Regions from separate parts of the Homo sapiens genome. Here regions 2 and 3 are each linked to region 1. Evidence: chromatin loops called from intact Hi-C (ENCODE). Cell type or tissue: psoas muscle. All regions are shown on one strand. Links, peaks and the distances in the headings refer to the core of each region. The heading gives the core; the rest is flanking DNA. Region 1 overlaps SLC7A14-AS1 (SLC7A14 antisense RNA 1). Region 2 has its middle 33 kb from the start of SKIL. Region 3 overlaps SLC7A14 (solute carrier family 7 member 14).

Region 1 (11,018 bases), core at 1,646-9,645:
TTGGCACACACTGCCAGCCTCCTACATATTCCCATTCCTATTTAAATCACATTTCCAACATACTTCTTTATATTAGACATTCCGCTCCTGATCCACTGAAAGGCCACCTTTTAAGTGTGGGGCTTCAGCTGACCAGAGGGCTCCAGATGTGGCCTAACTAAAGCAGAGGGCAGTAGCAGGATTCATACTTCTTGTGGTCTAAATATTGCATTTGTTTTCTGAACAAACTGTTCATTAAAACAGTTGTTTATTGGCTGGGCGCAATGGCTCATGCCTGTAATCCCAGCACTTTGGGATGCTGAGGTGGGCGGATCACGAGGTCAGGAGATCAAAACCATCCTGGCTAACATGGTGAAACCCCATCTCTACTAAAAAAAAAAAATACAAAAAATTAGCTGGGCGTGGTGGCAGGCGCCTGTAGTCCCAGCTACTCAGGAGGCTGAGGCAAGAGAATGGCGTGAACTGGGAGGCAGAGCTTGCAGTGAGCTGAGATCGTGCCACTGCACTCCAGCCTGGGTGACAGAGCGAGACTCCGTGTCAAAACAAAACAAAATAGTTGTTTATTAAAACATATATATATATATATATATATATATATATATATATATATTTGAGACGGAGTCTCTGTCACCCAGGCTGGAGTGCAGTGGCACAATCTCAGCTCACTGCAACCTCCGCCTCCTGGTTTCAAGCAATTTTCCTGCCTCAGCCTCCTGAGTAGCTGGGATTACAGGTGTGCACTACCACACCTGGCTAATTTTTGTAATTTTAGTAGAGACAGGGTTTCACCATGTTGTTCAGACTGGTCTTGATCTCCTGACCTTGTGATCCACCCACCTCGGCCTCCCACAGTGCTGGGATTACAGGTGTGAGCCATCACACCCGGCCTATTAAAACATATTTTGTAAAATGCTTGGTGTAAACTGTCTATACTGCATTGAGAAAAATCTTAAAGAACAGGAGTTTCCATGGCTGGGATAAATTTGAAAAAGATATTTTTCTATCTGACAAGTTATGGCCAGAGAGAAAGGGTATAAGTGAAATGCCTTACCACTCTTAAAAATCAAGAATAACCAAAAATGGATGAAGAAATAGAAAGAACTATGGTGAAGGAATTTGAATGCAGCGTGGTATCATGAGTGAGATATGGGCAGAGATGAGCAGAAGCCAACTCAAGGCCACAAAGAGATGGAGTCCCAGAGCACCTCCTTTTCATAATATCCAGTGCGTGTGTTGGGAGTAGGAAACATGGCCTATAAGGGTAACACGATAAATATTCCCAAGTGTATTAGTCAGGGTACTCCAGACAAACAGAACCACTAAGAGACAGATAATTAGATGACAGAGACAGAGAGAGATGAGAGGGACTCATTATGCAAATTGGCTCGCACGGTTATGGAGGCCAAGAGGTCCCATGATCTGCCATCTGCAAGCTGGAGAACCAGAAAAGCTGGTGATATGATTTAGCCCAAGTCTGAAGGCCTGAGAACCAAGAGCGCTGATGCCTGAGGACAGGAGAAAACGAAGGTCCCACCTCAAACAGAGGAAATGAATTCACTCTTCCTCTGCCTTTTTATTCTGTTCAGGCCTTCAAACTATTGAATGGCACCCACTCACATTGGTGAGGGCAGAGCTTCTTTACTTAGTCCACTGATTCGAATGCTAATCTTTTCTGGAAACATCCTCAGAGATACACCCAGAAATATTGTTTTACCTGCCACCTGGACATCCCTTAAGCCAGTCAAGTAGACATATAAAATTAATCTCCACATTGACAAAATCAGCTGAAGCATTTATAAACATCATCTTCATTGACAGTTGCCAAATACCATTATGGTTTTGATGATTTTCACATGAAACATTTGATCCTAACCGATCCAGTTGTTAGTATTATTCACAAATTATTTCTGGCTTTCATTTTCTAGACATTGAACTTCACTTCCTCCTTGGAAGCTAGATTTGGCCATGTGATTAGCTACAGTTAATGTTTGTAAGTGGAAGCCTTAAAAGTTGATGTGCAATTTGCTACACTCCCTTCCCACTGCCAAATGTTGGTGAAAACGTGTCAAGATGATGCCTCTGCCAGCTTGAGTCTTCATACCCTTCTTCTGACTTGCTTTGGACATGTAGTATCATGGAGAACTAGGATTTCAAACTGGATCATTTTGAGGGTAAAAGGGACAACAGGCACAATTTGACAATGTATGTTCATCCTAGTGAAACTTGTAATGTTAAGCCACTGAGACCTGGGGGTTGTTTTTTTACCGCAGCGTAACCTAGCCTATCTTGATTGATATATAAATGCATGTATAGAAATGCTCAATAACTCATTCATAGAAGTGCAACAAATGACTCATGTTGCACTATAACTGTGTGAGGTTGGTAAGAAAATGGATTCTAACATCTAGGCCTAAGGTGAGTCAGCTACATGGACACTGACAAGTGAGTAACCTGCTGGGATCAAGAGCTCTTGGCTTCCAAGTGAAGGCTCTTTTTCAGATCTTTCCAAGGAAATGTTACCAAGGAGCTACATTCAGGACAAAAGCTGCTGACATGAGAAAAGGGTTAGTATAGCCCAGAAAGACTAGCCTCGGTCTTGTCTGTATGACCGTATATGCTTAAGAGTATGGCACCAAGTTTTTACCGTGGAGGAGCCTGAGCCAACCTACAGAATGTTTGATTTGACCAGCAGAGTATTGTAGACAAAACATGAATTTGCAGCCCTTTCAGTTGAGGAAGCACTCTCAGCTTTGCCACTGCCCTTTGTTTCTTTCTGTCATTTGATCCTGCTCTTTTCCACTTCTTCACCTCAGTTGTATTACCTGCCTGGCTTTTGAAGACATTTGAGTTTGGACCTCTGCAGGGAACCATTGTACCTGAGATGGAAAGCACAGCAGCCCGCATGGACAGAAACAGGGCACTTCACCTCTGCAGTGTTCCTTCCATAACCCCAGTCTAATCATAAGCAAAATAATCAGACAAACCCAGATTAGGAGACATCCTACAGGATACCTGGACAGCATTCCTAAAGCCTGTCAGGGTCACAAAAAACAAGGAAAGACTGAAGACTGTCATAGGCCAGAAGCAAATGGAGAGACATGGCAACTAAATGCAATGTAGTGTCCTGGATCAGATACTAGAATAGTAAGTAACAGGTCATCAATAGGAACACTGGTGAAGTCTGAAGAATGTCTGGAATTTAGATAACAGTTACGTACCAATAATGGGCTCTTAGTTTTGACAAATGTACCATGGTAATGTAAGACATTAACAATGGGAGAAACTGGGTGAGGGGTATACAGGAATTCTCTTTGCTTATATGTGTGACTTTTCTGTAAATCTAAAATTATTCCAACATAAAAAATTTAAAAATCCTTCTTTGTATAGCGATGAAAATGGAATGAGCCCATCCAGAACCCATTTCTTCCCTTCTCTCCACATTCCAGATACTTGAGATGCAGTAATTCTTTGCTCACATGTCTCCAGACCTACACAGGACTCTTCTACATCTCCATCTTCCACATGGAGACTATGCTACCATTATAAATCTGTCTAGGCCCCTGTGGTCCCCAAAAGGAGGCTGTTTACAAGCTCGTGTGGACAGGGCTTGGATAGGGAAGCCAGTGTGCCTATGTGCAGGAGGCTCCTTGTGGGGTCGGATGAAGCCAGGGGATGGGAAAAGAGGGTGAGTGGGCTGCCAGTGGGGATCCCTAGCTGTCCCAGGTCATCACATTCTGGGGAGAACTCTGAGAAGTCCAAGAAGGCTGCAGCTGAGCTTGGCCTCTCAGATCTTTACACATATTTATGAAAAGTAGGAGGACGGAACATATTAATTCATCAGTCTCTTAGCTTGATGTAAAACTTTTAGGTATCCAGACATATGGTGCGTGGGCCTCCACTGGTATCTGAGTGGGAAGACACATGGGCCAGGTGCTGTGAATCTCTCTCCGCACCTGCTAGAAGTGGTGCTCAGGGCTGTTGCCCTTCACCTTGCTTTGCAGTGTATATTTCTTAGTAGAGGTTGCAGAAGCCCAATCAAACAAGCAGAATATGGCACAGCAGCCTCAGGACAGAATTCACCCTCCCTCTACCCCACGTCGCATCCCAGGGCAGGAAATATTACCCAAGTGGGGATAAAGGATATCACGGCTTTTTGTACAAAAGGTCCACATGTCAAAATACATGTGGTTGGCTTTAAACACAAGGAGAAAGACACAAAAGGATCCTGGTTGAAGTCTTATGGGAAAAATGACCAGGACCAATGCTGAAGTTTTATCAAGGAGCAGGCATATCTTTGCTCTGCAGGAACTGGGGAAATGTGTATATGTGTGTGTTGAAGGGATGGGGACCAATCCACTCCAAGGTCAGATCTGCTCTGAAAGCCAGGCCACTGTGCCCCACGTTTTCAGAATAAGGCATCAGATCCCACCCAGGGAACAGCATCTGGGGTCACCGTGTGGCCTTCACCTTCACCTGCCTCCTCTAGACTCAGAACATGTTAGAGAGCTCCACAGTGGACACCTTTATATAAACATAAAATACAAAAATACAGAAAGCATATATTTATAAACAATAAATAAATAGGTAAACATAATAAAATTTAAATAAATACGCATAAATAGAATACACATTTTATAAAAAGGAAGCCTGCAGAAGACACACGGCTTTCCTAACACACATAACGCCCAGGCCGGCCAGGCCGGCCAGGCACTTCCAGCTGCCTCCGGCACACCGCCACTAGGGGGAGCGGGGTCCCTGCACTTCCTGTGGTGGTGGTGGTTATTCTCCAAGACATTTTAAAGGCCCCACTTCATCCTCTTTTTTATTTTTCCCACTCTCCTGCCCACAGAGCCCAGAACAAGGGGGAAATGGAAACAATGAGAGAAGACATATTTTCTCCTAACAGTAGGTTCTCACTCAAGTCTCGCCCACCCCGGGGAATTCTGACTCAGTTGGTCTAACTAGGGTATAGTCTGGGCATCAGGAGTTTTGAAGTTCCTTGCATTGTTCTGCTGCTCTAACACCCCCACACCTGGGAAGACGTTTTCTGTTTTAGGCCAACGTTTCCCAAACTGCCATGCCACTGAGACTTCATTCAGGAGAAAGACATCCTTGGGCATCCTTTCAGCAGCACTGGGCAAATCCATGCTATAAGTGTAGACACAATAATGGTGAACTTATACTTCATGCAGTGTCAATAGACACATAATACTCTCCCCCATTGCTTGCTATTAGCACCATATTTGGCACAGATAAAAATCAATATAAAAATAGCTTACTGCGAGGGCTAGAACTTAAATACCTAAACTATTTCACTATTTTAAAAAACACAACCTAAGGCAATAATTTGTTTCAAGACTTTAAAGTGCTAAGTAAATATTTTAAATTGTAAAATTATGATACGTATTCTTGATAATTACTAGGCTTTTCATTTGCACAGAGGTCCTTTGCATATGAATCTGAAGGCACCAAGTGTTTTTTTTTTTTTTTTCCAGAAAATATGTAAGGAATCTTGAAGGGTAGACTCAACTCCTTGGAATGCTCTTCACTGATCACTTGTCCTGAGGCCAAAGCAGGCAAAGCCCCAGGGGCAGCTCTAGAATGTCTGTGAGAGACTTAGTCCTAATGCTGACAGCCTGGTGGCACAGACTGCCTGCTAGGCCCATGTCTCCTGCCCCCACTGAACTGTACTTTCCCTCTTTGTTAAAAGGAAGAGAAGCAATCCAGAAAAGAATTTGAAAAAGGAAATGAACTGGAATGTCACTGGTAATAGTCTCTGCCTCTACATGGGGAACAAAGAGAGTTCATCTGATAGGTAAAAAAACAAGGGATGGGTCTGGGCAAGATGGTTCATGCCTGTAATCCGAGCACGTTGGGAGACCAAGGTGGGAAGATCACTTGAGCTCAGGAGTTGGAAACAAGCCTGGGCAACATAGCAAACCTCGTCTCTAAAAATAAAAAACTTAGCTGGGCATAGTGGTGCACTGCACACGTGTGGTCCCTGTCAGGCCTCTGAGTCCAAGCCAAGCCATCACATCCCCTGTGACTTACATGTATATGCCCAGATGGCCTGAAGTAACTGAAGAATCACAAAAGAAGTGAATATGCCCTGCCCCACCTTAACTGATGACATTCCACCACAAAAGAAGTGTAAATGGCTGGTCCTTGCCTTAACTGATGATATTCCACCACAAAAGAAGTGAAAATGGCGGGTCCTTGCCTTATGTGATGACATTACCTTGTGAAAGTCCTTTTCCTGGCTCATCCTGGCTCAAAAATCACCCCCACTGAGCACCTTGCGACCCCCACTCCTGCCCGCCAAAGAACAAATCCCCTTTGACTGTAATTTTCCTTTACCTGCCCAAATCTTATAAAACGGCCCCACCCCTATCTCCCTTCGCTGACTCTCTTTTCGGACTCAGCCTGCCTGCACCCAGATGATTGAAAGCTTTATTGCTCACACAAAGCCTGTTTCGTGGTCTCTTCACACGGACACGCATGAAATTTGGTGCCGTGACTCAGATCGGGGGGCCTCCCTTGAGAGATCAATCCCCTGTCCTCCTGCTCTTTGCTCCATGAGAAAGATTCACCTATGACCTCAGGTCCGCAGACCGACCAGCCCAAGAAACATCTCACCAATTTCAAATCTGGTAAGCAGCCTCTTTTTACTCTCTTCTCCAACCTCCCTCACTATCCCTCAACCTCTTTCTCCTTTCAATCTTGGTGCCACACTTCAATCTCTCCCTTCTCTTAATTTCAATTCCTTTCATTTTCTGGTAGAGACAAAGGAGACACATTTTATCCTTGGACCCAAAACTCCGGCGCCGGTCATGGACTAGGGAAGGCAGCCTTCTCTTGGTGTTTAATCATTGCAGGGATGCCTCTCTAGTTATTCACTCAGGTTTCAGAGGTGTCAGACCACACAGGGATGCCTGCCTTGGTCTTTCACTCTTAGCGGCAAGTCCTGCTTTTCTGGGGGAGGGGCAAGTACCCCAACCCCTTCTCTCCATGTCTCTACCCCTTCTCTGCCTTTCTGGGGGGCAAGAAACCCCTGACCCCTTCTCCTTCACTCTTAGTGGCAAGTCCTGCTTTTCTAGGGGAGGGGGAAGTACCCCAACCCCTTCTCTGTGTCTCTACCCCTTCTCCTCCTTTCTGGGGGGCAAGAAACCCCCAACCCCTTCTCCTTCACCCTTAGTGGCAAGTTCTGCTTTTCTGGGAGAGTGGCAAGTACCCCAACCTCATATCTCTGCACCCCAATCCCTTATTTCCATGCCCCGACTACTTATATCTCTGCACCCTGATCCCTTATTTCCATGCCCCAACCTCTTATATCTCTGCACCCCTATCCTTTATTTCCATGCCCTGACCTCGTATCTCTGTGCCCTGACCCCTTTCCTGCTTTTCTGGAGGGTAAGAACCCCCGAATCCCTTCCCTCCATGTCTCTACTCTCCCTTCTCTCTGGACTTGCTTCCTTCACTATGGGCAACCTTCCACCTTCCATTCCTCCTTCTTCTCCCTTAGCCTGTGTTCTCAAAAACTTAAAAGCTCTTCAACTCACACCTGACCTAAAACCTAAATGCCTTATTTTCTTCTGCAATGCCACTTGACCCCAATACAAACTCGACAGTAGTTCCAAATAGCCAGAAAACGGCACTTTCAATTTTTCCATCCTGCAAGATCTAAATAATTCTTGTCATAAAATAGGCAAACGGTCTGAGGTGCCTGACGACCAGACATTCTTTTACACATTGGTCCCTTCCTAGTCTCTGTGCCCGTGCAACTCGTCCCAAATCTTCCTTTTTTCCCTCCCGCCTGTCCCCTCAATCCCAACCCCAAGCTTCACTGAGTCTTTCTAATCTTCCTTTTCTACAGACCCATCTGACCTTTCCCCTCCTCCCCAGGCTGCTCCTCGCCAGGCCGAGCTAGGTCCCAATTCTTCCTCAACCTCCGCTCCTCCACCCTATAATCTTTTTATCACCTCCCCTCCTCACACCTGGTCCGGTTTACAGTTTCATTCCGTGAGTAGCCCTCCCCCACCTGCCCAGCAATTTCCTCTTAAAAAGGTGGCTGAAGCTAAAGGCATAGTCAAGGTTAATGCTCCTTTTTCCTTATCAGACCTCTCCCAAATCGTGAGCATTTAGGCTCTTTCATCAAATATGAAAAACCCAGCCCAGTTCATGGCTCATTCGGCAGCATCCCTGAGACGCTTTACAGCCCTAAACCCTAAAATGTCAAAAGGCCGTCTTATTCTCAATATACATTTTATTACCCAATCTGCTCCTAACATTAAATAAAACTCGAAAAATTAAATTCCAGCCCTGAAACCCCACAACACGACTTAATTAACCTCACCTTCAAGGTGTACAATAATAGAGGCATCCAAGTAGCAACATATTTCTGAGTTGCAATTCCTTGCCTCCACTGTGAGACAAACCCCAGCCACATCTCCAGCACACAAGAACTCCAAACGCCTGAACCGCAGTGGCCAGGGGTTCCTCCAGAACCTCCTCCCCCAGGAGCTTGCTACAAGTGCTGGAAATCTGGCCACTGGGCTAAGGAATGCCCAGAGCCCAGGATTCCTCCTAAGCCATGTCCCATCTGTGCAGGACCCCACTGAAAATCAGACTGTTCAGCTCACCTGGCAGCCACTCCCAGAGCCTCTGGAACTCTGGCCCAAGGCTCTTTGACTAACTGCTTCCCAGATCTCAGCTTAGCAGCTGAAGACTGACACTGCCAGATCGCCTGAAGCCTACAAGACCATTACAGACACTCTGGGTAACTCTCACAGTGGAAAGTAAGTCCGTCCCCTTCTTAATCAATACGGAGGCTACCCACCCCACATTACCTTATTTTCAAAGGCCTGTTTCCCTTGCTTCCATAACTGCTGTAGGTATTGACGGCCAGGCTTTTAAACCTGTTAAAACTCCCCAACTCTGGTGCCAACTTAGACAATATTCTTTTAAGCACTCCTTTTTAGTTATCCCCACCTGCCCAGTTCCCTTATTAGGCTAAGACATTTTAACTAAATTATCTGCTTCCCTGACTGTTCCCAGACTACAGCCACACGTCATTGCTGCCCTTTTCCCCAGTTCAAGGCCTCCTTTGCATCCTCCTCTCATATCACCCCATCTTAACCCACAAGTATAAGATACCTCTACTCCCTCCTTGGCGACCGATCATGCACCCCTTACCATCTCATTAAAACCTAATCACCCTTACCCCCCTCAATGCCAATATCCCATCCCACAGCACGCTTTAAAAAGATTAAAGCCTGTTATCACTTGCCTGATACAGCATGGCCTTTTAAAGCCTATAAACTCCCCTTACAATTCCCCCATTTCACCTGTCCTAAAACCAGCCAAGGCTTACAGGTTAGTTCAGAATCTGTGCCTTATCAATCAAATTGTTTTGCCTATCCACCCCGTGGTGCCAAACCCATATACTCTCCTATCCTCAGTACCTCCCTCTGCAACCCATTATTCTGTTCTGGATCTCAAACATGCTTTCTTTACTATTCCTTTGCACCCTTCATCCCAGCCTCTCTTCGCTTTCACTTAGACTGACCCTGACACCCATTAGGCTCAGCAAATTACCTGGGCTGTACTGCCGCAAGGCTTCACAGATAGCCCCCATTACTTCAGCCAAGCCCAAATTTCATCCTCATCTGTTACCTATCTCGGCATAATTCTCATAAAAACACATGCTCTCCCTGCTGATTGTGTCCGATTAATCTCCCAAACCTCAATCCCTTACAAAACAACAACTCCTTTCCTTCCTAGGCATGGTTAGTGTGGTCAGAATTCTTACACAAGAGCCAGGTACGCACCCTGTAGCCTTTCTGTCCAAACAACTTGACCTTACTGTTTTAGCCTAGCCCTCACGTATGTGTGCAGCAGCTGCCGCTGCTTTAATACTTTTAGAGGCCCTAAAAATCACAAACTATGCTCAACTCACTCTCTACATTTCTCAAAACTTCCAAAATCTATTTTCTTCCTCATAGCTGATGCATATACTTTCTGCTCCCCGGCTCCTTCAGCTGTACTCACTCTTTGTTAAGTCCCACAGTTATCATTGTTCCTGGCCTGGACTTCAATCTGGCCTCCCACATTATTCCTGATACCACACCTGACCCCCATGATTGTATCTCTCTGATCCACCTGACATTCACCCCATTTCCCCATATTTCCTTCTTTCCTGTTCCTCACCCTGATCACGCTTGATTTATTGATGGCAGTTCCACCAGACCCAATCGCCACACTCCAGCAAAGGCAGGCTATGCTATAGTACAAGCCACTAGCCTGCCTCTCAGAACCTCTCATTTCCTTTCCATCATGGAAATCTATCCTCAAGGAAACAACTTCTCAGTGTTCCATCTGCTATTCTACTACTCCTCAGGGATTATTCAGGCCCCCTGCCTTCCCTACACATCAAGCTTGAGAATTTGCCCCCACCCAGGACTGGCAAATTAGCTTTACTCAACATGCCCTGAGTCAGATAACTAAAATACCTCTTAGTCTAGGTAGACACTTTCACTGGATAGGTACAGGCCTTTCCTACAGGGTCTGAGAAGGCCACCGCAGTCATTTCTTCCCTTCTGTCAGACATAATTCCTCAGTTTAGCCTTCCCACCTCTATACAGTCTGATAACGGACCAGCCTTTATTAGTCAAATCAGCCAAGCATTTTTTCAGGCTCTCAGTATTCAGTGAAACCTTTATATCCCTTATGGTCCTCCGTCTTCAAGAAAAGTAGAATGGACTAAAGGTCTTTTAAAAACACACCTCACCAAGCTCAGCCGCCAACTTAAAAAGGACTGGACAATACTTTTACCACTTTCCCTTCTCAGAATTCAGGCCTGTCCTCAGAATGCTACAAGGTACAGCCCATTTAAGCTCCCGTATAGACGCTCCTTTTTATTAGGCCCCAGTCTCATTCCAGACACCAGACCAACTTAGACTGCGCCCCAAAAAAACTTGTCATCCCTACTTTCTTCTATCTAGTCACACTCCTATTCACCA
Region 2 (11,018 bases), core at 1,543-9,542, 360 kb after region 1:
CCCCAGCACGTCCTATCACTGGACCAGGGAAACATTTTCACACTCAGCAAGTACTACTATTCCCAGTGACCAGCTACCCTGGATCTACCTTGGCTCTGCTGACGCCGGTGACTCACATAGGCAAATTTTGTGATGAGTCAGAGGGGGCCTGGGTTCCTCGGTGTCTATGCCAGTTTTCTGACTGTTGTAAAGAGACCCAACCCTGTGGGATAACAGTTTGTGGGACAAGGAAGGCCAGCCACATAAGCCTCTCTTTACTTTGGTATGTATTGCCAAACAGCAAGAAGTCTTTAAAACACAATAAAAAATAAAACCCACAATCACAATACCAGTATCGTACCTTAAACAATTAACTATATATGTATATATTTGTTTGTTTGTTTGGTTTTGTTTGAGACAGTTTTGCTCTGTTGGCAGGCTAGAGTGCAGTGGCGCGATCTTGGCTCACTGCAACCTCTGTCTCCCAGGTTCAAGCGATCTCCTGCCTCAGCCTCCCAAGTAGCTGGGATTTTAGGCACGTGCCACCACACCCAGCTAATTTTTGTATTTTTAGTAGAGACAGAGTTTCACCATGTTGGCCAGGATGGTCTTGATCTCTTGACCTCATGATCCGCCCCCGCTTGGCCTCCTAAAGTGCTGGGATTATAGGCATGAGCCACTGCGCCTGGCCAACAATAACTTTTAATTGTTAAACAATTAACAATAATTCCTTAATATCATAATATCATCAAATATCTAGCCAGTGTTCACATTTCCTGGCTGTCTCATAAATATTTGCTTGTTTCTACAGTTTCTGTGCTTGAATCAAGGTTCACATACTGTGCTTGAGTATGTTTACGTCCCTTAATCTACAGGCACTCCTTTTTTCTTGCACTTTGTGGAAGAAACTATCATTTCGCAGGGTGCTGTGGCTCATGCCTGTAATCCCAGTACTTTGGGAGGCTGAGGTGGGCAGATCACTTAAGGCCAGGAATTCAAGACCAGCCTGGCTAACATTGTGAAACCCGCTCTCTACTAAAAATACAAAAATTGGCCGGTTGTGGTGGTGCACACCTGTAGCTCCAGCTACTCAGGAGGCTGAGGCAGGAGAATCGCTTGAACCTAGGATATGGAGGTTACAGTGAGCCGAAATAGTGCCACTGTGCTCCAGCCTGGGCAACAGACCAAAACTCCGTCTCAAACAAAAAAAAAACTGTATCATTTGTCTTATAGAATTTGTTGTATTCTGAACTTTGATTATCCTTTTGAGTCCCTATAATGTCAATTTATCACGTTTAGGCTCCCTCTCTTTTCCCTTTAGCTGCTAAGAAAAAATTTATGGAGAATGGTAGTAAAATCTAGGGACTTAATCAGATTACATGTGGTTTTTTTTCCAGCAAAAAGATTTTATTGTCAGTTTTGTATACTCTTACATGACATGATACACATAATAGCTACTTATCCCTCTTGTAATATTAAGATTGATCAGTGTGTTCAGATGTTGTCAGCCTGATCCATCTATTATAATGTTCCCCAATCAGTTTTCAGCAAGTGGTTTTAGCAGCCATTAATGATCATTGCTTGGATCCATTATTTCATTAGGGATTGCAGTATCATTTATTTCATCTTCATTTCCTAGCTAGAAATTTTTTAAAAGGAAGAACTTTTGCTTATCATCTATTGGTTACCTTGAAACACAGCTTTTTTCAGGAAAGGAAGGAGGTTTTATTTGTTTTTGCTTACCTGTTTTCAGGATAGTGAACATCCTCCAAACATTGTGTCCAGAATTGGTGGGTTCTTGGTCTCCCTGACTTCAAGAATGAAGCTGCAGACCCTTGCGGTGAGTGTTACAGCTCTTAAAGATGGTGTGTCCGGAGTTTGTTACTTCTGATGTTTGGACGTGTCCACAGTTTCTTCCTTCTGGTGGATTCGTGGTCTCGGTGGCTTCAGGAGTGAAGCTGCAGACCTTTATGGTGAGCATTGCAGCTCTCAAAGGCAGTGTGTCTGGAGTTGTTCTTTCCTTCCATCCGGAGTTGTTCCTCCCTCCCGGTGGGTTCATAGTCTCGTTGGCTTCAGGAGTGAACCTGCAGACCTTCAAGATGAGTGTTACAGCTCATAAAGGTAGCGCAGACCCAAACAGTGAGCAGCAGCAAGAGTTACTGCAAGGAGCAAAAGAACAAAGCTTCGACATTGCAGAAGGGGGACGCCAGCTGGTTGCTGCTGCTAGCTTGGGCAGCCTGCTTTTATTCCCTTATCTGACCCCACCCACATCCTGCTGATTGGTCCATTTTACAGAGAGATGATTGGTCCGTTTTACAGAGAGCTGTTTGGTCCATTTTGACAGGGTGCTGATTGGTGCATTTACAATCCCTGAGCTAGACACAGAGTGCTGATTGGTGCATTTACAATCCTCTAGCTAGACATAAAAGTTCTCCAAGTCCCCACTAGATTTAGACACAGAGCACTGATTGGTGCGTTTACAAACCTTGAGCTAGACACAGGGTGCTGATTTGTGCGTTTACAAACGTTGAGCTAGACACAGAGTGCTGATTGGTGTATTTACAAACCTTGAGCTAAACACAAAGTGCTGATTGGTGCATTTAAAATCCTCCAGCTAGACATAAAAGTTCTCCAAGTCCTCATCAGATTAGCTAGATACAGAGTGCTGATTGGTGCATCCATGAAACCCAAGCTAGACACAGAGTGCTGACTGGTGCATATGCAATCCTACAGCTAGACATAAAAGTTCTCCAAGTCCCCACTAGACTGAGGAGCCCAGCTGGCTTCACCTAGTGGATCCTACGGGCCAGGGCTGTTGGCGGAGCTGCTCACCAGTCCCACGCTGGGCGCCCGCACCCCTCAGCCCTTGGGCAGTTGATGGGATCTAGCGCCATGGAGCAGGGGGCAGTGCCCGCCATGGACACTCAGGCTGCACAGGAGCAGGAGCGGGAGGTGGGGGGGCTCGGGCATGGCAGGCTGTAGGTCCCGAGCCCTGTCCCACGGGGAGGCAGCTGAGACCCGGCAAGAACTCAAGTGTGGTGCCGGCGGGCCAGCAGTGCTGGAGGATCCAGCGCACCCTCCACAGCTGCTGGCCTGGGTTCTAAGCCACTCACTGCCCGGGACCGCTCTGAGTGCAGGGCCCACTGAGCCTGTGCCCAGCCAGAATTCACTGGCCCGCGAGCGCCACGTGCAGCCCCAGTTCCCGTGGGCGCCTCTCTCTCCACACCTCCCAGCAAGCAGAGGGAGCCAGCTCTGGCCTCGGCCAGCCCAGAGAGGGGCTCCCACAGTGCAGAGGCAGGCTGAAGGGCTCCTCAGGCGTGGCCAGAGCAGACACCAAGGCCGAGGAGACACCAAGAGCGAGCCAGGGCTGCTAGCACGTTGTCACCTCTCAATATGACAAGTGAGTTTTTGGGTTTTGGTTTTCTGTGTCCTTATGAGCATATTTTATGTGTCTTAATCCATTAAAGTTTGTTTTTGACTCAGATTTCTCACTTTTGCCACAGAGTCCTTTGGTTGTTAGAGATGAATGACCCACAACCACATAAGTGTTCACTTTCCCATATAGCTAAGAGCTACTTTCCAGAACTTAAAAAAGGAGTGGTCATGAGTTTCTTAAATCTGGTATCTGTAGACCAGAATTAGCATTACTAGAGTTTACAAGGACATTTCTTTCCACTGTGAAGTCTGACTGTATACAGATAGTTGGAATCATCTCAGGCTAGGGTATGTCATGTTTCCAGTACCTGATAAGCCCTCCCCAAAAAAATAATATCTGTACATTTCTGAACCCTCATAAAAAAGGAAGTAAATGTCTAAAATAAGCATAAACCCACAAGGATGAAAAATGCAAGCAAAGAGGACAAACAGAGACTGATGGTGAAGGGAAGCCGCAGAATCACAACCATGTACTGGTCCAGATTAACGCAGGAGGATGAGAAGTGACAGAAAATGACACATTTCCTAATGTTTGAACATGTTGAGAGAGATTTATCATTTAGTGAGACGTTTTGATGGTGAATTGGTAAATAGGTAAATAGAAAACCAAGCAAAATTTTTGTTTTAAGGTACTTATTAACTGTAGGAAAACCCAAAAAGTTGGCCAGGCATGGTGGCTCATGTCTGTAATTCTAGCACGTTAGGAAGTCGAGGTGGGCGAATTGCCTGAGGTCGGGAATTCAAGACCAGCCTGGCTAACATGGAGAAACCCCGTCTCTATTAAAAATATAAAAAATGTGCTGGGTGCGGTGGTGCACGCCTGTAATCCCAGCTACCCTGAAGGCTGAGGCAGGAGAATCACTTGAACCCGGGAGCCGGAGGTTGCGCTGAGCTGAGATCACGCCACTGCACTCCAGCCTGGGCTACAGAGCAAGACTTCATCCCAAAAAAAAAAAAAGAAAAGAAAAAAAAGAAAAACCGAAAAGTTACTCAAGAAGGAAAAAGGAAAAATCATAATACATTACCTGGTTCTGCTATGGAAAGCATTGACATAATCATAGCAATGTAAATACCTTATCATTAACCAAAAATGGTGTATAACTATGCTGAGGGCAGAGAGGAGAGGTAAAGTATATGTGTGTGTGTGTGTGTGTATACATGTAAAAAGTGTTGAATTTTTGTCTCCCATAAGTGTCCTTAAATTGTAAAACACAGAAACTTCAGAAATAGCAGGGCTGGGCACGGTGGCTCATGCCTGTAATCTCAGAACTTTGGGAGGCCCAGGTGGGTGGATCACCTGAGGTCAGGAGTTCAAGACCAGCCTGGCCAACATGCCGAAACCCCATCTCTACTAAAAATACTAAATACTAAAAAATAATAAAAATTAGCTGGGCGGGAATGGTGGTGGTCCCCTGTAATCCCAGCTGCTCAGCAGGATGAGGCAGGAGAATGGCTTGAACCAGGGAAGCGGAGGTTGCAGTGAGCTGAGACTACACCACTGCACTCCAGCCTGAGCAACAAGAGTGAGACTCTGTCTCAAAAAAGAAAAAGAAGATATTTTAAATTTTAAAAATCACACTTTTATGTGTCTCTAATTCAAATAATTCTGCTGCCAGGAAATTAATCGGTCATGATTTGGGGGTTCTCTCTCTCCCTAAGGCCATGCAAGAGTCCCAGATGTTCTCATGCATTCTTGAATATACAGGGCAGACCCTCTGGTCCCCAGTGCACATAGGTTCCCACACCTTGCCCAAGCCTGTAATCTCTTCAGTTCTTGGGCCAGACTTGCGGGGAGGAGTCTTTCACTGCTGCCCTCAAATCTTAGCATCCCCTAAAACCTCTCATCAGAAGGTTCTTGTTGCCTCTTGGGGCCCTACATGGAGTGGGACTTGCATTTCTCTGCTCATAGAACCTGAAAACATAGACACAGCTGCCTTTTCAGGTTGCAGTTACTGCTTTCCCAGCACTTTCTTCTCTCCACCCCCATACCTCTCCTCCACATCTGAGAAAATCAGGAAAATAGCTTCACTTAAAGAACCTTTGGAAACCCAGAGCTCGCCCCTCTTTACTGTAGGGGGCGTGGTGAGAGAAGGTGGCAAGGAGCAACTGGGGCCTGCCCTAGTCCTCTCCCACAATCTTTCATTCAAACAAGAGACGTCTAACCAATTTTATGTCATGTTCTACTTTAAAAAAGCTTCCCTGCTAGAAACCATTACTTCTTACTTGGCCCCTCATCCACTTGCCCATCCCCAAAACAAAATTCTGTAGCTGTAGCCAGATGGAGCCTACAGGCAGCCTTTTTTTTTTTTTTAAATTTGTACTATTTTACTTTGGTTGTACTTGTGTAATCTATGTATTGTTGCAATTTTTATTTTAATTTTGATTCTCTCCAATTACCCAGTTTCCCTCCTCGGCAAAGGAGTGTGACAGGTGGGTCTTTTGCCTCATCAAGAGCCAGTTCTAAAGTAGCAGCTCCAAAGAGGCATGTGCACATCTCAGGGGTACACAGGATGATCAACGGGGTGTGGGAAGAAGATATTAGGACTTCTATTCTCTTTTTTTTTTAGCTGGGTTCTCACTCTGTTGCCCAGTCTGGAGTGCAGTGGCCCATTCATTCCTCACTGCAGCCTCCAGCTCCTGGGCTCAAGCTATCCTCCCTCTTCACCCTCCTGAGTAGCTGGGATTACAGGTATGCGCCACCATCCCCAGCTTCATTCTTTTTGCTTTCTATTTTTGCATGCTTTCTCAAATGTATATATAGTATTTTTATAAACAAAAATTTGGCATATTTGGGAATGCATTCTAAAACTTTTTTTAAACTGATGAAGTATGTGATCCAATATATTTGAGACTTATGTTCTAGGGTAATGCTGTCCAATAGAAACATAATGTGAGCCACAAATGTGAGCTTCATGTGTAACTTTAAGTCTTCCATAGCCACAATTTTTTAAAAAAGTGAAATTAATTTTAATATTATATTTAATCCAGTATGTCCAAAATATTCTCATTTCAACAAGTAACCAACATCAAAATTATAAATGAAATATTTTTCATTTTTTCAACTAAGTCTTCAAAATATAGCATGTAGTTTACAGTGGCACCACATCTCAATTTGGACTGGCTACATTGCAAGTGCTCAATAGTAGTACATGTGGCTCATGGCCACCATGGTGGACAACACAGCTCCCAGGTATTAGGTCCTGGATATTAGCGGATATATGAGACAAGTGCTGCCTCTAGAACTGCTTCTGATGACAGACTTCTTGGGGTTGAGACATAACTGAACCTGCCTCATCTCCGCAGTACACCCAAGGCGGTAAGAAGTGAATTACAACTCATTAAACATCTACTTTTCAGTTAAGCACTTTTACGTCCATTTCATTTAATTTTCTAGCACCTACTTTGAGGTAGAGCTTATTAAACTATATCAAACATGAAGAAATGGAGTCATAGAACTAGTTAGAATCCCAGTCTTTTTTTTTTTTTTTCCTTTTTTTCAGTCATCTTTCCATCAGGCCAAAGAATCCTTCTCTTCCTCCAGAGCCCCGAACCACAAATTCTTCTGAACAACACTCATTGCCTCTTCTAAAAGCTACTGAGCTCATTTCACTTACTGTTTTGTAATGCTGTTACCTACTGAGGACGCTTTCATAGAGCAAGCGAGCAAAGTCTGTGCAGTCAGACCACAGGGCAGTCACGGTGCCCTCCTCCATCTCCCGAAAGGACAAAAAATGCATATTATACAGGCCACTCATACTCTCCAACCGTGATCTGTCTGATTTCCCAGCATGGAACTCTCCTGGTTGGGGCTGCTTTATGTGAAGTCAATCTGTAGTAGATTAATTAAACACTGTATTGATTTTGTATTCTCTGGGGCACTTCTAAAAGGGTTATATTCTTGAAGCCCCTTCTCTGAGTTAGTAGAACACTTCCCCTTTGCAAATGTGATACTTAGAATTTTATTACAGTCCTCCCACCCACCTCCACCCAGACATCACCCCCTCCCCGTCTTCGCGTGGCATAAAATCAAGTTCTGGCCCTTCCCAAAAGACAGTCATGGCAAGAAAAGAGGGAGGGAGTCCTGCTGGTTTTCAGGTCATGTTGATTTAACACTTCATGATTTATGCATTCTGGCTGTCTTGCTTGTAGATTTTCATTTTTACATCCTGCTAAATACCTTGCAGGGTGTTGTTTCTTTTAATTAGTTAATGTTTGTAAGGCACGTTACAGATGAAAGTGCTGTGTCAGTGCTAAATGTGAACATTGGGGTATCCTCAAGCTGTCCTTTGTCTGCCCAGGGGTTTTCTGTGTAACGCAAATTGTGAGAGAGATCTGCATTTGGAAAAAGGCTTGGCTGTTCTGTTTTAGACTGTAGGTCACTAAAATATACGTATTTGGGAATTAAAAATGGCAGTAAACACAGGACATTTTGCATTAGCACAGTTTTCTGACCCCGATGTAACAGTGCTTTCTCTACTTACTGGAAGTGTGATGATCTGATGCAGAGTGAGAAAAGAACATTCCCTACGAACTGGAATTGTGCGGTTTCTGTGGCAGAACCTTAACCTTCCTGATATGTAACAAATAATACATGGTTGGGTTTATGTTTTGTTTCGTCTGTTCAGTGAGTGGGTGACTGAAACAATTTAGCTGCTTTTCTACTGTGTCTGCGTAGGAAAATGGATTCATTTAAAATTACAGCACGTTAATTAAGTGTTCAGTAATATTTCACTAAGAAAAATGTTAAATACCAGTTTTATTTGTTTTTGCAACATATTCACTAAAACTGAGTTTGTCACATTTCTACGGGTGTAAAGATTCATGTTAGGCATGTTTATTAAGGTGTTTGATTTCATATGGACCATTTTTGGAAACACACAAAAAAATGTTTTCTTGTGGAAGGTTGGCTTTCCATTCTTTATTTTCTAATCATCAGCTTTTAATCTAGGTTGATATTTAAAAATAAGAAATCTGCATAAAGCCAAGCAGAGATAGTTGGAGACTTCTATTTTACATAACAGCAAGGGTTACAAAAAATGTGACTTTTTTGGTACCTTTCATTTCGTATATAAACAAAAAATAAGGTAAATTTGCAGCCTAAAACCCACTTGATAGTTTCTCTCAAATCCACAAAATGGCTGTCACCTGCAACAAATTTACAGTAACATTAATAAATGATATTTTGGCTGATCCAGAGTTTATTCTAAGACTGTAGCAAATTATCCCTTCCTCTTTTCATTGATTTTCAATGTAAGAAAATCCTCACTTTATTCTTAATAATCAACATTCCTAAATGCTCCAGCAGGATCCTCAGTCAATGTAAATTTACATAATTCATCTTCTTCCACTCAACTTGTTTTTCTATAATTAGTGCAGCTGTCACCAGGGAGCCACATTCTTGTGGGCAGGTAGCTATGGGTACAGAAAGCAGGCTTCAGTCAAACATTTCCTTTTAAACCATCCATTTGTTTTTTCTCCTCTTATTTCAAATAAGTCGAGTCCTGTAACGAAGAATTTGTTTCCTACCTAGCATATCCTTTTAAAATTCTATCATTCCATAACTTATAATTCCTTCTGCAGGTCCACTTAGCCAAAAGACATACGTCTTTTTTCTTTTTCTTTTTTTTTTTTTGAGACAGAGTCTTGCTCTGTCACCGAGGTTGGAGTGCGGTGGCACAATCTCGGCTCACTGCAACTTCCGCCTCCCGGGTTTGAGCAATTCTCATGCCTCAGCTTCCCAAATAGCTGGGACTACAGACACACACCACCACGCGTGGCTTTTTTTTTTTTTTTTAAGTACAGACGGGGTTTCTCCATGTTGCCCAGGCTGGTCTTGAACTCCTGAGCTCAGGCAATCCACCTGACTTGGCCTCCCAAAGTGCTAGGATTACAGGTGTGAGCCACCACACCCGGCAAGACATAAGTCTCTAAAGAATTTTTTGGTCAGTCCGACTTTTAGGCTGCATACATATTTCTCTTTATAGCTTTCATATTTTTATCAAAACAGATCTTCATTTCAAAATGTAGTTATAACACTTAAAAACATGGAAAGGCCGTATAAGCACAATGACAAAGCAAGCTTTGGAATGGTATAGGAAATATCTAGCTTTATCTTTTATTTGGAGTCTTTAAACTGCCTTTCTCATTGAACTACCTTTCTCCTTAGCGTTTAATGTAGTCTTTGAAAAGGATGGGGAAAACAAAACAAAACAAAACAAAAAAAACAGTGTTTTCCTGCTCTCACACAGTTAAAACACTCAACACAGAATACTTCCCCTCCGGTCACCAGAATGTGTGGGGATGTCCCCCTGTCGACAACCAAGCAATTCTCCAGTGGATAACAACTGAGTGTCCTACAATTTAACTCACTTCTAACAAACACTGTCTACCTGGTGATAGTGTCAGAGGCAGGTGAACCAGAACAACTCTATCTTAAATAGGAGCTGGGTAAAATAAGGCTGAAACCTACTGGGCTGCATTCCCAGACGGTTAAGGCATTCTAAGTCACAGGATGAGATAGGAGGTCAGCACACAATACAGGTCATAGAGACCTTGCTGATAAAAACAGGTTGCAGTAAAGGAGCCGGCCAAAACCCACCAAAACCAAAATGGTGATGACAGTGACCTCTGGTTGTCCTCATTGTTACACTCCCATCAGCGCCAGAACAGTTTACAAATGCCATGGCAACGTCAGGAAGTTACCCTATATGTTCTAAAAAGTGGAGACATGAATAATCCACCCCTTGTTTAACATATCATCAAAAAATAATTGTAAAAATAAACAAGCAGCAGCCCTCGGGGCTGTGGGGCTGCTCGGTCTATAGAGTAGCCTTTTTTGTTTTTTTGAGACAGAGTCTTGCTCTGTCGCCCAGGCTGGAGGGCAGTGGCGCAATCTCAGCTCACCGCAACCTCCGTCTACCGGGCTCAAGCAATTCTCCTGCCTCAGCTTCCCAAGTAGCTGGGATTACAGGTGTGTGCGACCGTGCCCAGCTAATTTTTGTATTTTTAGCAGAGCCAGGGTTTTATCATGTTGGCCAGGCTGGTCTCGAACTCCTGACCTCGGGTGATCCACCTGCCTCGGCCTCCCAAAGTGCTGGGATTACAGGCGTGAGCCACAGCGCCCAGCCTTAGAGTAGCCATTCTTTTATTCCTTTACTTTCTTAATAAACTTGCTTTCACTTCGCACTAGGGACTCACCCTGAATTCTTGTGCGAGATCCAAGAACTCTCTCGGGGTCTGGATTGGGACCCCATTCTTGTAACATATTTTTCTGTCCTGTAAGATATTTCTGGCGACTACAGAAGGGACTATAGTGCAGAAATCGCGACCCAACGGCTACCTTTGGGTAAGTGTTGGGGTCCTGTAACATCTTTCTCGCGAACCACAAAAGGGACCATACTGTAGAGACTCCCGACCCAAAGGAAAATCATCCGCGCTCACCAGTCGGCTGACTTTGGGTAAGTAGGGTGCATATACCCAGGTAAAGAATGGGATTGGGTGGAACGCGAGGTCAAGAGATTGAGACCATCCTGGCCAACGTGGTGAAACCCCGTCTCTACTAAAAATACAAAAAAGCCAGGTGTGGTGGCGGGCGCCTGTAGTCC
Region 3 (11,018 bases), core at 1,921-9,920, 140 kb after region 1:
AACTTCACACCCTTTAGGATGGTTGTAATTTTAAAAAGATTAACAATAACACATATTGAGGAAGATGTAGAGAAACTGAAATCATCCATTGCTGGTGGGAATGCAAAGTGGTGCTGCTGTCTTGGAACACAGTCCAGCAGTTCCTGAAAATGTTAAACATTGAGATGCCATATGACACAGCACTTCCACTCCCAGTATGTATCCAAGAGACCTGAAAACGAATGTCCACACAAAAATCTGTACACGAATGCTCACAGCAACATTATTCATAATATCCAAAAAGTGGAAACAATCCAAATGGTATCAACTGAATACTATGAATGAGTGAACAAAATATGGTATAGCCATATAATGGGATATTATTCAGCCATAAAACAGAAATGAAGTTCTGATATGTGATACAACATGGATGAACTTTGACAACGTTATGATAAGTGAAAGAAGCCAGATACAAAAGGCCACATATAATATTACTGAATTTATGTGAAATGTCCAACATAGGCAAATCCATAAAGAAAGAAAGTAGATTAGTGGTTACCAGGAGTTGGGGGAGGAGCAATGGAGAGTAACTGCTCATGGGTATGGGATTTTTGAGGGGGTAATTACAATGTTCTAAAATTAAATCAGTGTGATAGTTTCACAATTCTGTGAATATACTGTACTAAAAAAACACTGAAATATATACTTTAAAAGGATGAATTTTATAGTATGTGGATTACACTTCGCTTTTAAAAAATATATGTGCTGAATTTTTCAGAAAGGCAACCAATATACAAATCAAGGAAAGATGGTTGGGCGCGGTGTCTCATGCCTGTAATCCCAGCACTTTGGGAGGCCTAGGCAGGCAGATCACCTGAGGTCAGGAGTTCGAGACCAGCCTGGCCAACATGGTGAAACCCCGTCTCTACTAAAAATATAAAAATTATTCAGGCATGGTGGCAGGAACCTGTAATCCCAGCTACTCAGGAGGCTGAGGCAGGAGAATTGCTTGAACCTGGGAGGCGGAGGTTGCAGTGAGCCGAGATCACACCATTGCACTCCAGCCTGGGCGACAAAAGCGAAACTCTGTCACCAAAAAAAAAAAAAAAAAAAAAAAAATTCAAGGAAAGATGGCATTAGGTTTAGTTTGAAAGATTACAAGAGTCGTTTACCATTTCAAAAAACCACTTCACCACAAACCCTGTGCAGTAGTATTTGAATCACCAACACCCACACTTTACGGTTTATGGCTATTGAGATCTCAGTGACTCTATGCATAGATGCAAGTTTAAGTATTTCATTATATCATTCTTGTGCATTTACAGCTTAAAGAGTATTTTTTACTACAAATTAATTGCCTTCTAGTTCTTCTTCATATTATAGTAAGTGCACTATATTGATTTTTCTTGAATAATGTTTGTGGGTTGGTTATATTATCTATGAACTTCATTTCAGCTTAGAAATGGGCAGAATGCCCCATCACATTTATAATGCAACGTGTGCTGTTAAAAAGGTGGCATTAAGGCTAATAGAATTGAGGACCACTGACTTATTTTCAGGTCAACCCTTCATTACACACACATGTCCAATCACAACCATCATTTAATTATAGCTCAGGGTCTTCCTCTTTTCCCCTCTGCACATAAAATTACAAACAGATAAAACCACAGCAGCCACAGCTTTTGGCATTTCCCTAGACTAAAGCTTTCACCCATCAGACCTCTGCCCCTGGAATTATAAAGATTTACTTGTAAAGAGTTTAAATTGCTTTCCATCCTCACTGTCATTCAGTTTCCCCATGCCTCCATGGTTTGAGAGGTGATTTTTAGCTGATTGATCTAGATATGTTTTCTCCCCTGCTTATGTTAAAAAAGTAAAATGTGGAGGTGACCTGGGGAACCATTGTTTATTCTCAAAGGATGCAATCTTCGTGTCACTGTTCAAGCAAAGTGCCTCTCCCCAGGGCATCGGGTAGCTCTAACTGTTAGCATTTTTAATTTCTGCGGTCATAAGTGTCACACTGGCGATATTTAAACAAACTTCCTCAGCTTGGGCTTATATAAGAGCTATAGAGGAGCAGCCTGGATTGCAGAGAGGGGATTGGCCCACCATTCAAAAGGCTGGGCGTGGTGGCTCACGTCTGTAATCCCAGCACTTTGGGAGGCCGAGGCGGGTGCAATCACAAGGTCGGGAGATTGAGACCATCCTGGCCAACATGGTGAAACCCTGTCTCTACAAAAATACAAAATGTTAGCCAGGTGTGGTGGTGCGCGCCTGTAGTCCCAGCTACTCAGGAGGCTGAGGAAAGGGAATTGCTTGAACCCGGGAGGCAGCGGTTGCAGTGAGCCAAGATCGTGCCACTGCACTCTAGTCTGGCAACAGAGCAAGACTCCGTCTCAAAAAAAAAAAAAAAAAAAGAAGAAGGCCGGTGTCCCAGTCTGGATTCAGCCTGTATTATATTGAACTAGTCACTTTCTCTCTCTCCAAACCTCTCTTTTTGTGTCTGTAAGATGAGGATATTAATGCCTACATTTCCTGTCTTACAGACTCATGATAATCAAATGTGAAAATATTTATAGTGTTTTATGTCTATTCATTTATTTATTTCTATGTCCCAAGTGCCACCTACTTACCAGCAGATCCTGACTTGGTATCAGGGACACTACAGTGCCCACAACAGACACACTCTGCCTTCATGGAACTCAGAAACTAAAAGAGACACAGACTCTAATGAATAATGACACAATTAATTAATTTATTACATAACGTGCTCCAAAGGAAAAGTGCAGAGTGCTATAATAAAAGTTTATAGTGGTGACATAGGATCTAAACTCATTCACAGATGAGAAGTGATGCTCAGAGTGAGACCTGAAGGGTTAGTCAGAGCAGCCTAACCAGGAATTGCAAAAATATGGTCTAACGGTTTTCTTTAAAATACTGATTCTTGAATTCCACTCCCAGAGATGTGGACTCAGAAGCTCCATGAAAGAGCCTGAGGAGCTGCATCTGTGCTTTTATTTTGTTAAGTTTCCCAGTTGATTCTCAAGTGCAGCCAGGCATGGGAACAACTAAGCTAGGCAAAGAGTGGGGAAGAATAAAACAGAAGCAGCAGCTACTGTGAAGACCCAGAGGTGGGGCAGAGCCTCACTGCTAGATGCAAACCAACTGCAGCACAGGTAGAGGCATCTTCTGGAAGCTTCTTAGTAGAATCTCAGGCCCCATTCTAGACCTAAGGAGGCAGAAACTGCATTTTCACAAGATTCCCAGGTGGGTTTGTGTTTATTTATTTAAGCCACAGGCTCCACTTCCAGTGATTTTTTTTTTAATGTCTGTTAAAATACCTAGAAGCACTGGGTAGGAGAATTGAAAGAACCTTGAAGGAAGAGTCCTGGCTTATCTGTTCTGGTATCCTTAGCTCCCAGCACATATAAGGCACTTGGTAAATGTAGCTTAAATCATATTGCACAAATGTATTTTTATTTTGTGGGAGCTGCCAAATTCAAAGATTACCAAGATTGATGAAAAATTAATACTTCTTCATATGGAAATGGGCAAAGACATATTCTACTGAAGAGTGGTGAAACTGGCACAATCTTTTGAGAGGGCAGTCTGGCAAAGGGCACTAGAACATAAAACATGCATGCCCATTAACTTGGTAACTCCCCTCCAAGGAGCTTAGCCTAAGGAATTACATAGGCAGGTCTGCAAAATATATGTCCACCGTAGCATTGCTTATGAGAAAAAAATAATGAGAATAGCTTCAATTTCCATTAAAAGGCAATTAAACCATCGTTGTACATAAAATGAACAATCCTGCAGCTCTTTAAGATGACACAGATGACATATACTCTCTTGGATATGTGATATCGCTGATACATTAGGTTTTAAAAAGGTCATAAAATAATATCTCAGTTTTGTGATATGTATTTCTTCCACCTCCTTCACCTCTTCCACCTTTGCTACCCCTGAGAGAGTAAGACCAACCCCTCCTCTTCCTCCTCCTCCTCAGACTACTCAACACAAAGACTATGAAGATGAAAATATTTATGATGATCCACTTTCACTGAATAGAAAATATATTTTCTATTTCTTATTATTTTCTTAATAATTACATTTTCTTCTCTAGCTTATTTTATTGTAAGAATACAGTATATAATATATATGACATACAAAATATGTGTTGACCATTTATGGTGTTGGTAAGGCTTCTGGTCAACAGTAGGCTATTAGTAGTTAAGTTTTTGGAGAGTCAAAAGTTATATGCAGATTTTAGGCTGCACAGGGGTTGGCACCCCTAGCCCCAGTGTTGTTCAAGGGTCGACTTTATTTACAATTGGTATATATTTTTTGTTTATAGGAGATAAAAAATATTTTCTTTTCATAAAAGAAAACAAAACCCTCCACTTCAGAAGGTGGAAACTACTCTATTTGGCTCATAGAATCTGCAGGACACAGTGAAGAGAATGAAAAGGAAGAGAGAGGAAAAGGAGAAGAAGGAAGGGAAAGAGGGGAAGGGGTATGGTGTCTTGACAATCTTACATCTCCATCCAGGTAGACCCAGCCATGGCTGCACATTAGAATCACCTGGGAAGGCTTCTGATGTCTCTGATGCCAGGTTCCCACTCAGACCAATTCAATATAAATCTCTTGGAAATATGGCTGGACATTATTATTTTTAAAAGCTCCCCAGGTGATTCTAATGTGTATAAGGGCTGTGAGCCCTTGGAGACTGGCCTGACAGACCAAGAAGACCTGTCCATCATCTACCTGCATGTGATGTTGTTCACGGTGCCACAGCTCTCACCAACAATACCAATTCAAGTGCACCCTGTAGGGAGAAAAAAAATAACTGGAGACGTGAAAGACTGATCAAATCACCCTCTAAGGCAAGCTGTCCATCAGTATGAAGGGCCTCCCCTCAGTTGCTCTGAAAGTCGGAGCACAGGGGACCAGCATGGGTTGACAGTGGGATTACTCCAGGAGGCAGCTTGGAGATCTGATTGTTTGGGAGCAGGAAGAACTTCTGTTTAAAAGTACAATGCTAGGTTTCATATCTTGAGAAATTATAAAATTCCTTCTTATCTCTTTCTCCTTCTCTGTTCATACCACCATATAAACTTTTTCCCGTTAAACAAGTCAGTGGAAATGGAAACACTATATCAAGGTTCTGGATAGTTTAAGTACCAGCAGGTTGGCTTTACTGGCATGGGTCAATCACCATTGAGACCTACCAAGTCCAGGGTGTGTCACAGGGAAATTGGAAGCATCAAGGAGACCCCAACACAAATGCCCTTTCTCTGCATAGTTTTCACTGTCCTAAAAAAAGTTCCCCTCAGTCATTTATCAACCTGCTTTCCAACAGACTCCTACTTTCCAGGTCACTGGAAATCCTGGTGTGCTCCTCTCCACCAGGTAACATTAGATTCTGTCTGCTTCTGTCTGAGAGCTGGGTGAGTCTTCATCTCCAGCTGAGATAAGATCACCATTTGTGATTAGATGGGCAGCCTGCTAGCTGACAAAGTAACAGAATTTCTTCTCTTCTAATGCCAAAAAGGATTGCCTGGTAGACCAGTATTTCAATTTGGTTTTTCTTGGTTAGATACACTTCTGTTTTCTTTGTTCATGTCCAGTGGTTAAAGCAGGGTTTCCTGCTCAGATAAGTCCTAAGTCATTAAAGGGCAGCAGAGGAAGGCAACTCCATAAAATGTTAACAGTTTTTGGGAGGCTGCTGGCCACAAGGCACTGTGCTCAGCTTACTATGAGTTAACATAAAGTTGGTTTATTCAAAACTGTGCTTAGGAAAAAGTGACAGTCTCCCAAGCCATAAATAATTAAATATCTTTTCTTTAATAATAATATCAGCTAATGTGAACCTAATTGAAAAGTTTTCTTGGCAGGAGAAGAAGACTTAAAATTAAATAGCAAAGATTGAGGTGGCTATAACTTTAGGACCTTTAGCCAAAGGCACTTTTGTTTATATGGCATATGTTTTGTTACCAGTGATGGGAGAACCAGGGTAGGGTGGAGGGAAAAATAATAGGAAGAAAGAGACAGCAAAGAGTAGTTTGGGATAAGGTCTTAAGGATGTTAAGAATGAGTATATGCTTGATACCAAGTTAAGCTCTTCCAATTTGGCCAATTAAACTCTACAGGGACAGCCCACATCATCCACACATGTAGCATGATGTTCATCACCAACCACTGTTCTCCTGTTACTACATTAATAATAGAGGAAGGGAAAAAGACTCTGGATAAGGGTGAAGGAGAAAAGATAGGCTTTCAGATCCAATTTGGAAAGAGATGAAGAGCCAAGAGTAGATGGCAGAGGGGTTGGGGGAGGCGTTCACTGCTGGTGACCAGAGCACATGGCCACGGAAGCTGGCATCCTGGCTCTTCCAATGCTAGCTTCAGAGACTTGGATAAATTCTCCAGCTAGCCTGACACCCAATGTCCTCTTCTGTAAAGGATACCACACCTTTCTGGTGTTGTTTCTAAAATTTATGAAGCGCAGACTCTGCAGCTATGCTGTACAGTATAATAGCCACTGGCCACATGTGACTATTTAAATTCAAATTAATTAAAATTAAATTTAAATGTAAAATTCAGTTCTTCAGTTGCACTAGACACATTTCAAGTGTTCAATAGCCACATGTAGCTAGTGGCCACTGTATTAGACCGCACAGAAAATATTTTCATCATCACAGAATGTCTACTAGACAGTGCTGCCCTACAGTCCAGTCCCTAATCTGCTCTGAATGGAGTCATGTGCCAGCTCTGACAGCAGCTGTGTCACTTTTAACAAATGTTAACTGCTCTGTGCCTCAGTTTCCTCATCTTTACCTTGGGAGTGGTTAAAAATAGTATCTCTCTCACAGGGTTGTTGTTAGAATATACAGACAGCCCTAACTTAAGATGGTTCTACTTAATGACATTTCCACTTTTATGGTGCAGACATGATACACATTCAGTAGAAACCATACTTCTCCTACAATGCTGGGAAGTGGCTGTGAGCCACAGGTCCCAGTCAGTCATGTACTTTCAACTTGGGACATTTTAAACTTATGATGGGTTTATCAGGTACCTTATCATAAATCAAGAACTGCATATAAATCAGTTAAAATCATGGCAGGTACATAGTAAGCATCATATAAGTGACACTGTTATTTAGGCGAGGATTATCTAGGCTTGTTTAAGCACTATAATTTGGATCTCAGATATATAGCCTTTTAATCTCTCAGTTTTTAGCCTCCCAAAAAGAGGCTCTTCTCTTTTGTGTGTGTGTCTGTGTGTGTGTGTCTATTTTACCTTTTTTCTGCTTGCAACAGAGTGACACCCAGAGTTCAGAAAAATGAGGCTCTTTCAGTCCTGTAATGTGTCCCGAGAGGAGTTCACCCCTTTTTATTTGGAGATTTCTCACTAAGTGAATAGAATGGGGACCCTGGCCAGACCCAAATCACAGGCAGGGAGGATCTACCAACTCTCACCTATGACAGGCAATACAAATTAAGCACGCTCAATACTAGGCTCCGAATGTGGAGGCTTATTTATTAAAATACTCTTCAGATGTCTAAATAGAAAATGCAGGCCCGGGTGTGGTGGCTCATGCCTGTAATCCCAGCACTTTGCAGGACTGAGGCGGGTGGATCACAAGGTCAGGAGTTCGAGACCAGCCAGGCCAACATAGTGAAACCCTGTCTCTACTAAAAATACAAAAATTAGCCAGGCATGGTGGCACATGCCTGTAGTCCCAGCTACTTGGGAGGCTGAGGCAAGAGAATCACTTGAACCCAGGAGGTGGAGATTGTGGTGAGCAGAGATCACACCACTGCACTCCAGCCTGGGCAACAGAGCAAGACTCCATCTCAAAAAAAAAAAAAAAAGAAAGAAAGAAAGAAAGAAAATGCAGTTTAGCCCATCCCCTTTCCCAACCCTCTTGGTCCTGGAGAGACTGTGGTTCTTTTTGTTTTTGTTTTTGTTTTTTTTCTTTTGAGATGGAGTTTCACTCTTGTTGCCCAGGCTGGAGTGCAATGGGGCGATCTCGGCTCACTACAACCTCTGGGGTTCAAGCGATTCTCCTGCCTCAGCCTCCCGAGTAGCTGGGATTACAAGCATGCGCCACCACTCCCAGCTAATTTTGTATTTTTAGTAGAGACTGGGTTTCTCCATGTTGGTCAGGCTGGTCTCAAACTCCCAACCTCAGGTGACCTGCCCACCTCAGCCTCCCAAAGTGCTGGGATTACAGGAGTAAGCCACTGCACCCGGTGGAGACTGTGCTTCTTAAAGACAGAGGGACCGTGACCTCATGGATCTCTTTAACGCAGAGCATAGTAAAATGGCCTCTCCTTGGGCTGGTTCGAGACACTAGGCATCTTGGCCCTCTCTTCCGGAGGAGGCATAAAACAATAGTAGCAGGTCCAGCAGCCTGGCTTGGCACAGGGATTTTATGTCATCAACCTGAGCTTCAGATCTGAGAGAGTGACTGTCTCAGACAGGTCAACCCCACACGTGACTCAAAGAGCAAAGATGACCCAACAGTCCAGATAGACCTGAAAGTTTATAAACCATCTAGCCCTCTGCTTTAAGGAATATTTTTATTCTTGTTCAGGTTTGTCAAGCAGAGTTTCCCATTTCTTTTTCAGGTTAAACCTCTTTCCCCTTCTAGATCACTCTTTCAGCAAAGAGATTCTAGGCATCATGGCAAACTGGATTCTTGATGATGACTCACACTGTCCTCTGCATACTCACATCTAAATATCACTCTGTGATTTCATCTAGTAGTAGAAACCACGTTAAGGACTGAAAATGTAGCAGCATTAAAAATCTTCTAAAGGACATGTCCTTCCGAAGATCTTTTGAAATCTTCTTATACTAAAGAAGAAAAAATCAGAATAGCTTATTCCTAAAAGAATGATATGAGGTCACCGTCAACCTTGCATGTGGACATGCACACACAACCCACGGCTTTCACTGTTGTGAGACGAAATCCAAATCTTTTTAAGAAGGAGGACTTGAACAACACTGAGTGCTTGAGATGGGCCAAGTGAGAGAGATGAAGGCTTGAAATATGTTCATTGGATTTAGCAAAATGGTAGCTGTTGATGACCTCAGCAAAAGGAGCTGTAGTGGCAAGGGACATGCAAGAGGCAGAATGGGGAAGGCCAATGGTTGACAAGCTGTGAGAGAGCAGACACAGTCCAGGAGAGAGTAGCTATAGAGTGGCCTGGTGCCGGTGGGTGCTTTTACTTGCTAGTTTTGTGAGATGGACCTGTTGAGGATACTTAGAATTCTTAGGACAGTCCATGAAATTAACACAATTAGTTGCCTCTGGGAGAGTCAATGAGAGGAGAAAGAAAACCAAGCTATTAGAAACCAATGTCACGAAACTGAGGTCTTTGCTTCAGGGGCAGATTCCATCTTTCCAGTAAAGATGTTGGCTCGAGCTTTGTGTAGCAACTGGGAGAATCCTGCCTCTTGGCTCCTGGTGATTCGATTCTGCTGTTTTAAAGCTGATTCTGTAACCAAGTAAGAGCTTTCCCTAGGCCTAAAAAATTGTATCTCCAAAGTGGAAAGAAAGCTAATGATAATTTAGGCAAATCTAATTCAGTGGAGGCTACAGACCCTAAAACAGTTCACCGTAACGGAGATGCGTAGAAGCATAACTACAAAAACCGAGGATATTTCTGCATGATCAGGAACAGGAGCATGCACGTTATTCTGGGAGCTTCTGTGTTTTGTTTGGGGTTTTAGTTACATAATTCTTTTCTGATTTTAAAGGAATAGATCCTGACCACAGAAAAGATAAAAATATTAGGTTGGTGCAAGAGTAACTGTGGTTTTTTGCAATTTTAATTGCAATTACTCTTGCACCAATCTAATAGATATCATTCCTAATCCCACCACTCATAGATTCCCCATTTTTAACATTTTACCATACTGCCTTTAGAAGAGAATAAAATTAAATCATATTTTTTATTGCTGTAGTTGTTTTAATTTATCCTGAGTAATTTCTCATGTAATTACACATTACCTTTTTGGAGACAAGGTCTTGCTCTATGACCCAAACTGGAGTAAGTGGTGTGTAAATCACAGCTCACTGCAGCCTCAAACTCCTGGGCTCAAGCAATCCTCCTGTGTCAGCCTTCTAAGTAGCTAGGACTACAGGTGTGCCACCATGCCACCTTATTTTTTTTTCTTTTGATAGAGATGGGATCTTGCTATGCTGCCCAGGCTGGTCTTGAACTCCTGGCCTCAAGTGATCCTCCCACCTTGGCTTCCCAAAGTGCTGGGATTACAGGTGTGAACCATAACACCTGGCCAATAAGTATTATTTTTAAACAATATTTTAACAGTTGCTTAATATTTTATTCTTTGAGTGCCTGATAATCCATTTAACTGTGTCACCATATTGAGAAATGTAGGTTGTCTCCAACTTTTACCACTGTGAGTAATATTACAATTAATGCCCTTGAAATAAATCTTTTTCTGCACCTGATAATTTCCACATGATGTAGTTACTTTCCAAAAACATTTATATCAGTTTATATTCCCACTATCACTGTGTGGATGTATCCTTTCTTTGACATCCCACTAGCAAAGAGTACTTTTATTTTTTTAACCTTTGCCATGTCAATAAGTGAAAACATCTCCTTTTCTTGGCATTTCCTTGAATATTAGTGATAACTGATATATTTTTACATATTATTGAATATTTATATTCACATAAACAATTGTTCCTTACCTGGCTCTATGAGGAATACATTCAAACTTAAGAGCTTGCAGTCTGGAAAAATTTTAACTCAACAGTTTAGAAGCAAGCACTAATCAGTTGAATAGCTTGAAGGCTGGATATTCATTTAAAAAGTCACCAGACAACATCTGGCATTCCTTTGTGAGCAAGGGCTGTTAGCATTGAAAGATGTTCTCCTAGCTTTCAGATTTCCTAACGGAAAGACATGATGATAGGAAAGGAACCTGCCTCAGAGAAGAATTCTCTGGACCATGGATCCAAAATGTACCCTGAGGGCCTGTGCAGCACCATC

Evidence for each region. Peaks named below come from ENCODE experiments on the same cell type or tissue, not always from the same donor. Only the 100,000 strongest peaks of a DNase experiment are listed, where the experiment ranks them.
Region 2: a loop joins it to region 1, with 2.7 times the contacts of the local background. A loop is called at or near these places in 12 of 110 quality-filtered maps.
Region 3: a loop joins it to region 1, with 2.0 times the contacts of the local background. A loop is called at or near these places in 28 of 110 quality-filtered maps.

What each region holds. Positions count from the first base shown.
Region 1 is chr3:170,684,291-170,695,308 of GRCh38, reverse strand. The region is part of intron 2 of SLC7A14-AS1 (SLC7A14 antisense RNA 1); the gene reads right to left. Among named protein-coding and RNA genes, the nearest start is that of SLC7A14, 100 kb to the right of the region's middle. RefSeq lists enhancers at 5,673-6,245, 6,246-6,818. In psoas muscle, for the core only: a CTCF peak has its summit at 4,740 (motif pointing right); DNase peaks (open chromatin) are centred at 4,728 and 5,588; H3K27ac peaks cover 387 bases.
Region 2 is chr3:170,319,621-170,330,638 of GRCh38, reverse strand. No RefSeq gene overlaps it. Among named protein-coding and RNA genes, the nearest start is that of SKIL, 33 kb to the left of the region's middle. RefSeq lists an enhancer at 1-278. In psoas muscle, for the core only: no CTCF peak of the experiment used is centred there; no DNase peak of the experiment used is centred there.
Region 3 is chr3:170,540,593-170,551,610 of GRCh38, reverse strand. The region is part of intron 1 of SLC7A14 (solute carrier family 7 member 14); the gene reads left to right. All of the region lies in intron 2 of SLC7A14-AS1 (SLC7A14 antisense RNA 1), which reads right to left. Among named protein-coding and RNA genes, the nearest start is that of SLC7A14, 40 kb to the left of the region's middle. In psoas muscle, for the core only: no CTCF peak of the experiment used is centred there; no DNase peak of the experiment used is centred there; H3K27me3 peaks cover 443 bases.